Linked DNA regions of Homo sapiens: region 2 is linked to region 1. The links are chromatin loops, found by intact Hi-C in ENCODE. Cell type or tissue: GM12878. All regions are shown on one strand.

Region 1 (4,000 bases):
AGACGGGAAGGCAGAGAGTTGTGCATATCAGCTGGAACCAAAGTCTCACACTTATGCCCCCAAGCAGGGCTGCATTCCAGACATCTTGTCCTCTTTGGTGGCCAGGAATAGAGAGATAGGGTGGGGTCCATGTCAAGCTTCTGTTTGACAAAAAACAAACCAATTCAGGCTGGTATCAACGAAAAGGAAAAAAAAAGTATTAGAAGTTATTAGTGGCCAGGAGCGGTGGCTTATGCCTATAATCCCAGCACTTTGGGAGGCCGAGACGGGTGGATCATGAAGTCAGGAGATCAAGACCATCCTGGCTAACACAGTGAAACCCCATCTCTACTAAAAATACAAAAACTTAGCCGGGCATGGTGGCAGGTGCCTGTAGTCCTAGATACTTGGGAGGCAGAGGCAGGAGAATCACTTGAACCTGGGAGGCCGAGGTTGCAGTGAGCCAAGATCACACCACTGCACTCCAGCCTGGGTGACAGAGCAAGACTCCAGCTCAAAAAAAAAAAAAAAGGTATTAGTTAGTTCATAAGATCTCTAGGAGGTGGCATAGGGGATGGGACGGTGGCCTCCAAAAAGATATGACCATGTCCTAATCCCTGAAATCTGTAAATGTGGCTTTATTTGGCAAATGGGGTCTTTACAGATGGAAATAATTTAAAGGCCCTGAGATGAGGAAATCATTCTGGATTATCCACGTGAACCCTGAATCCAATGACAAGTGTCCTAAGAGCGAAGCAGAAGTCATTATATGAAATAGACACTTGCACATGCATGTTTATAGCAGCACAGTTCACAATTGCAAAAATATAAAACCAGCCTAAATGCCCATCAACCAACAAGTGGATAAAGAAAATGTGGTATATATAGATACTGTGGAATACTACTCAGCCATAAAGAGGGACAAAATAATGGCACTCACGACAATCTGGATGGAGTTAGAGACCATTATTTTAAATGAAGTAACTCGCGAATGGAAAACCAAATATTGTATGTTCTTACTCATAAGTGGGAGCTAAGCTATGAGGATGCAAAAGCATAGAAATGATACAGTAGACTTTGGGGACTTGGGGGTACATGGGGAGGGGGGTGAGGGATAAAAGACTACACACTGGTTACAGTTACACTACTCAGGTGCACAAAAATCTCAGAAATCACTACTTAAGAACTTTTCTTTCTCTTTCTCTCTCTCTTTTTTTTTTTTTTGGAGACAGAGTCTTGCTCTGTCACCCAGGCTAGGGTGCACTGGCCCAATTTCAGCTTACTGCAACCTCTGCCTCCTGGGTTTCAAGTGATTCTAGTGCCTCAGCCTCCTGAGTAGCTGCGATTACAGGTGCATGCAACCACGCCTGGATATTTTTTTTTTTTTTTTGTATTTTTAGTAGAGATAGGGTTTCACCATGTTGGCCAGGCTGGTCTTGAACTCTTCCCCTCAAGTGATCTGCCCACCTCAGCCTCCCGAAGTGCTGAGATTACAGGCGTGAGCCACCACACCCAGCCCACCACTAAAGAACTTTTCCATGCAACCAAACACTACACGTTTCCCCAAAACTATTGAAATAAAAGTAAATATTTTAAAAAATAAATAAAAATGAGATTTTTTAAAAAGTGAAACAGAAAGAGTCTTAATACCATCAGAAGAGAAGACATAGAGAAGAGAAGGAAGCCTGACCATGCAGGTAGCAATGAGAGTGATGCAGCCAGAATTCAAGGAATGCCAGCAGCCACCAGCAGATGAAGAAGCAAAGAAGGAATTCTCCCCTAGAGCCTCCAGAGGGAAAGCCACCATTGAGGGAAATGCCAGCTTCCATGGTGAAGGCTGGAGCAAGCAAGCTGATTGGTGGAAATGAGGTCACGTGCTTTTACCCTAGCTGCAAGGGAAGCTGGGAAAACTGGTATCAGCTTCTGCAGAGAAAGGTGGGAACAGAGACCAGGAGGATTCCCTCAGCATAGGTAGGTTCTGGGCAGTCAAAAATGAGGAGAGATGTTCTCTAGAGGTGGCTAGCAGAGCACATCTTCATTCTGCACTCTGACTCCTCCTATTAGTTGGAAATAACAGGGAATCCCCTGCTTCTCCAAGTCTAAGCAGCTCTGCAGCCACCTTGCTGGGTGAGCCAGGTCTCAGGTGTCTTGCTCCTGTGTTTCATGAACTATCGGTTTTGCTTGCCCAATTCCATTACCGTAGCAGCTGGGTTTTAGTTTTGGTTTTGTTTTTTTCTGAGTTAACTATTCTTTCGTTGTCAGGGCTTGCATCCTGTTGAAGGCTGCTCAGCAACGCAGGCTGTGTTACATGATGTGGCCTCACCACTCTCCCCAGTATCTCTCCACTGCTCCCTGGGCTTCAGCCGCACTCATTTCTCCCACTGCTTCTGGAATATTCCAGGTACCCTGCTCATCAGGGCTGTCGCTCACTTGCTCCCTTCTGCCTGGAATACACCTCCCTTCCACCTGCTATGACTTACTGCCTCATTTGATTCAGCTCTTTGCCCAAATGTCACCTCTTCCAAATGACTTTTCCCAGCTGCTTGATCTAAAACAGTAGCCCCTTCTCATCACTCTTCATCTTTTACCTGCTTTACTATAAAAGCATTTATCACTAGCTAGTATGAATTATGCATTTATTCGCTTATTTTTTTATTGGGCACTTTCCCCCCGCTAGAACACAAGTTCCATGAAAAGAGAAATCTTTATATTTTGCTTGCTACTGTATCCCTCGTGTCTAGAATAATTCTTGAAATGCAGGAGTTGTTCCGCATGTACTAGCGGAATGCATAAATTATATTGTCACTAATAGTTTAAATATTTCCCCTTTTTAACTAGGATTTAGTCATTTCTAGAAAATGATTCTTTCCATCATTCTGCCTGTCTTCCAGAGCCTAGCAGAGTGTCAAACTCATAATGGGCCACAGGGAATATTTATGGGAGGGATGAGTGAATGGGTGAGCACATTTAGACTCTCGTTAAAACCAAACACTTGGCAATAAAATGCAAGATTCTCAAGTTGCGATTTCTTCTAATGGTATTTCCCAACTTTAAGCTGGCATCCAATACAATCATTTCTGTCTTTCTAGAGCTGTACTCACACATATAGACAGCTTATATGGTTTTGTACGCATGGAATCTTATGCTAGTAAGGAGTGATAAACATTTGTCTACTTTGTATGTTTATTCATTAGCACAATCTCTTCCCCCTCCACCAGACAAGAACTGATGTTGAACACCATTCTGTGGAACAGATAAACAGGGATGGTTTTGGCTGGGGGCCCCGGTCATTGTCCACATCACCTACCCTTGTGTCATCACAACTCTAAGCTCTGGGTCTCTCTGGCAGCTTTGGAAACACCTGTATTGAGAAGAACAAGGAGTGTGTTTGTCTCTTTCAGATTCCACACAAATACCCCTTATTCCCTTTCTCTTCTTTTGTTGGCAATGAAGATTCTAGGGGTGTGTCCAGGCTCAGACAGCCTCACGGGAGGTTGCAAGCCTGGGTAGGGGAATGTGAGCAGAACAACCAAGACAGCCTAGATGGAGATTTCTGTCCTCATGGTTTAATTCCCTGTATTTCCTTTTGGCTCAATCTTGGGCCATTAAAGGAAGAGGCTTCATTATATATATGTGCGTGTGTGTGTCTGTGTGTGTGTATGTTTATTTTTATATGTATATATATAATTTATATATATAATCTGCTATGTACTATGTACTATATTACACATTGTATATACTGTGCCGTGTACTATTAGGTTGGCACAAAAGTAATTGCAGTTTTGCCACTTTTATGAGAAAAAAATGCAATTACTTTCACACCAACCTAGTATATTAGAGCATTATGTGGATCTCCACACATTGGATGGTAGGGATGAGTATCATACCTATTTTACAGATGGAGGAATGAAAGTTTCGAGAGATGATCGTATTTACCTAGGACCGCAAAGAGACAGAGACCTTGAAACTAGATTTGACTGTCAACCTCTACCTACAGAGGAAAGGAGGAGTGATCACTTCT
Region 2 (4,000 bases), 120 kb after region 1:
CACCACTCCAGCTTGGGCCGCAGAGTGAGATTCCATCTCAAAAAAAAAAAAAAAAAAAAGTAATGACAGGTGATATGGTTTGGCTGTGTCCCCACCCAGATCTCATCTTGAATTGTAACTCCCACAATTCCCATATGTCGTGGGAGGAACCCAGTGGGAGGTGATTTAATCATGGGGGTGAGTCTTTCCTGCGCTGTTCTCGTGATAGTGAATGAGTCTCATGAGATCTGATGGTTTTGAAAAGGGAAATTTCCCGCACAAGCTCTCTCTTCCCTTGTCTGCTGCCATGTGAGATGTGCTTTTCATCTTCTGCCATGGTTGTGAGGCCTCTCCAGCCACATGGAACTGTGAGACCAATAAACCTCTTTTTGTAAATTGCCCAGTCTCGGATGTGTCTTTATCAGCAACGTGAAAACAAACTATTACAACAGGCAGTGGAGAATCAAAGCTTAATGTACCCGCTTTTCTCTCTATGCACTTATGGCTCTAATACACCTTTTGTATCAATACTTTTGGATTTCCTGAAAGAGCAAGTTATGTGGGGAAACTAGCCTGGTACAGAATCCATTCTGGCAAAAGGGGCAGCCAGCAGCGGTCAAGGATTTGGGTCTGTGCCTGGTGGTGGCAGTGTGAACTCATTAGCAGCAGGGACAGGGTCTGTGCTGGTCAGTGTCCGTGTGGTTGGGACATGATCACCCACAGCAGAGCCTCCACATTTGGCTTTGGTTGTCCAAGCATCCTATACATCATCTTGCATTATTCAGGACATTCTTTTTATGCCTGAACTGGGCAGCATGGAGTCTTTTGTTTGCAACCATAAAACTCGGTCATACACACACCCTAAAAATGTGTCTCAGCTGGGTGTGGTGGCTGACACCTGTAATCCCAGCACTTTGGGAGGGCAAGGCAGGTGGATCACTTGAGGTCAGGAGTTCGAGACCAGCATGGCCAACATGGTGAAACCCCATCTCTACTAAACATACAAAAATTAGTCGGACGTGGTGGCGGGCACCTGTACTCCCAGCTACTCGGGAGGTTGAAGCAGGAGAACCACATGAACCCGATAGGCAGAGGTTGCAGTGAGCCGAGATCACGTCACTGCACTCCAGCCTTGGCAACAGAGTGAGACTCCATCTAAAAAAAAAAAAAAAAAAAAAAGTGTCTCAATACTTCAAAACCAACTTGGGTAATGTTAATGGACTTTCTTTCTCAAATGTGTGGCCACCCCCATCTTTTCTCCTGGCAAAAGGAACTAGGAAGATCGCTGTGGTTCAAGATCAATATTATGCACATCATTGCTGAAATATGCACATCATTGCTGATTGGCTTATGCATGAGGAGCCTGGAGGAACTGTCGAGAAATAGCAGGTCCAAGCTGCTAGGACTTTTGTGTTCTTGGGTCTAATGTGTTTATTTCAGTTCCTCCTTGCCTTCAAACTGCCGGCCTCTCTCAAATCCCTTCTTATTTTCTGCTTTCCAGTAAACTTCAAAATAGAACTGAATTGCAAGTTGGAGCTTGACCTGTTACTCTTTCTAGCGTCGAAGGAGGAGGTTCTGGTACACTTTGGCAGCTTCCTGCTCCTTCTGTTCACTTTTAGAAGGTGGTGGCTCTGAAAAAGGTCTTTGTAATTTGCATCTTTTTTCCCCTGACTAAGGCCTTCTTCGGTTTTGACACGTGTCATTATGGGCACATTGTTTGGACCAGTTTCTAGAGCCTCATTTGGGTTCTCAACGCTGTCTAAATCTGGCCTTTGCGCTCAGAACAGACCTGGGAATGTCACACAAAGTCCTTCTGATGCCACCCCCACCAATATCTAACACTCGTTACTCTTTTTTTTTGTTTTGTTTTGTTTTTTGAGATGGAGTTTCACTCTTGTTGCCCGGGCTGGAGTGTAATGGTGCGATCTCTTGGGTCACCGCAACCTCAGCCTTCTGGGTTCAAGCGATTCTCCTGCCTCAGCCTCCTGAGTAGTTGGGATTATAGGCCTGTGCCAGCACGCCCAGCTAATTTTTGTATTTTTATTACAGATGGGGTTTCTCCATGTTGGTCAGGCTGGTCTCAAACTCCTGACTTCAGGTGATCCGCCGGCCCTGGCCTCCAAAAGTGCTGGGATTATCGGCCTAAGCCACCATCCCCGGCCTATTCTTTTAGCACCTAGAAGCACATCAACCAAGGATATTGTGGTGCTAGGCAACGAGGCTTGAATACACTGGAGGAATTTTTCCAGTTTGAAGCTGGAACTAGTTAGGAAATTTAGGAGTGAGCAATTGTTAAGTATCCAAGCACAAAACTCAGGAGTGAGTCTGAGCCATGAGAAAGCTGATACTGACTTTAGAAGATCAATATTGTGATATTCCCAGGGCTTTGCCTCTTAGATTTCATGAGAATTTATAATATGTTCACACTCAATGATTGCTTACCAAGCGTATGTCACTGCACTTACTTAGCATGCACTTTGAAAAGCAAAACATCATTTATTCCTTAAAAAGAACTCGGTGTTGTACCCATTTTCCAGGGCAGGTGATTGAGGCTCTGAGAGGCTATCATCGTATATTTTGTATTACTATAAAGGAATATCTGATGCTGGGTAGTTTATAAAGAAAGAAAGTTTATTTGGTTTGTGATTCTGATGGCTGGTAAGTTCAAGATTAGGCATCTGCATCTGGCGAGGGCCTCCGACAGCTTCACTCACAGTGGAAGGTGAAGGGGAGTTGGCATGTGCAGATATTACAGGTAAGCAAGAAAGCAAGAGAGAGGGAGGGGAAGGCCAGACTGTTTGTAAACATCCAGCTCTTGCAGAACTAATAGAAGGAGGGTATTGATCTATTCATGAGGGATCCACCCTCAAAACCCAAACACCTCCCATTAGACCCCACCTCCAACACTGGGGATCAAATTTCAACATGCGGTTTGGAGGGGACACACATCTAAGCCATAGCAGAGGCCAAGTTACTTGCTCAGGGGCACATAGCCAGAAGGTAGAAGGCCCTGGGTTAGAATGCAGACCTGCCTGAATCCCAAGGCCATACTCTTCCTTGAACACCATGCAGTGGTTATTTTAGTAGGGGTCACACAGATGGGTGGGGAGCAGGCAGAGAAATAAACAAAGAGACTGAGTGCTGCTGTCTCATGCCTATAATCCCAGCACATGGGAGGCTGAGCAGGAGGATCAGTTGAGCCCAGGAACGCATGTCCATACTGGGCAACATAGCAAGACCCCATCTCTATAAAATATATAGAGGATTTATAATGTGTCCACATTTAGTGATTGCTAACCAAGCGTATGTCACTGGGCTTAGCAGGCACTTTGAAAAGCAAAATATCTCTTATTCCTTAAAAATAACGCTGTGTTATACCCCTTATATATATACACATATATATAAATTTTTAAAATAAGAATAAATAGGCTGGACGCAGTGGCTCCTGCCTGTAATCCTAGCACTTTGGGAGGCCGAGGCAGGCAGATCACCTGAGGCCAGGAGTTCAAGACTGCTGGCCAACATGGCGAAACCCCATCTCTCCTAAAAATATAAAAACTAGCTGGGGTGGTGGCAGGGGTCTATAATCCCAGCTACTTGGGAGGCTGAGGCAGGAGAATCGCTTGAACTCCGGAGGCAGAGGTTGCAGTGAGCCGAGATTGCGTCACTGCATTCCAGCCTGGGTGACAGAGCAAGACTCTGTCTCAAAAAAATTAAATTAAAAAATAAAAATAAAGAAGCAGCAAAAGGTTTCAAATTAAAAGGGTGACTTTCGAAAGACCATATGACCCTGTGGGAAGAGACATACTATGTTCTTATGTTTTATTTTTCTGTTGCATACCACACCCAACCCAGGGCCTCATATATTCCAAGCACATAGAATAATTTGTTGAAGGAACATTGAGTGAACAAGGAAAAGAAATGGCCATTTCTTCTTTTGTTTTTTCTTTTGAATTAACCCTTTAGCTGTTCAGCATCTTCCTCCTTGTTTAAATGGGCGTTGTGGTCCCTTTTGACCCCC

What was found. A loop is a pair of places that touch in the nucleus more often than their neighbours do. Peaks named below come from ENCODE experiments on the same cell type or tissue, not always from the same donor. Only the 100,000 strongest peaks of a DNase experiment are listed, where the experiment ranks them.
Region 2: it touches region 1 in a loop (2.9-fold over the local background); 1 of 110 quality-filtered maps calls a loop at or near these places.

The regions. Positions count from the first base shown.
Region 1 is chr16:17,528,373-17,532,372 of GRCh38, reverse strand. No RefSeq gene overlaps it. Among named protein-coding and RNA genes, the nearest start is that of XYLT1, 59 kb to the right of the region's middle. RefSeq lists an enhancer at 1,947-2,066. In GM12878, no CTCF peak of the experiment used is centred here; a DNase peak (open chromatin) is centred at 2,192; H3K4me3 peaks cover 809 bases; H3K27ac peaks cover 304 bases.
Region 2 is chr16:17,406,705-17,410,704 of GRCh38, reverse strand. All of the region lies in intron 1 of XYLT1 (xylosyltransferase 1), which reads left to right. Among named protein-coding and RNA genes, the nearest start is that of XYLT1, 62 kb to the left of the region's middle. In GM12878, no CTCF peak of the experiment used is centred here; a DNase peak (open chromatin) is centred at 1,524; H3K4me3 peaks cover 280 bases; H3K27ac peaks cover 1,973 bases.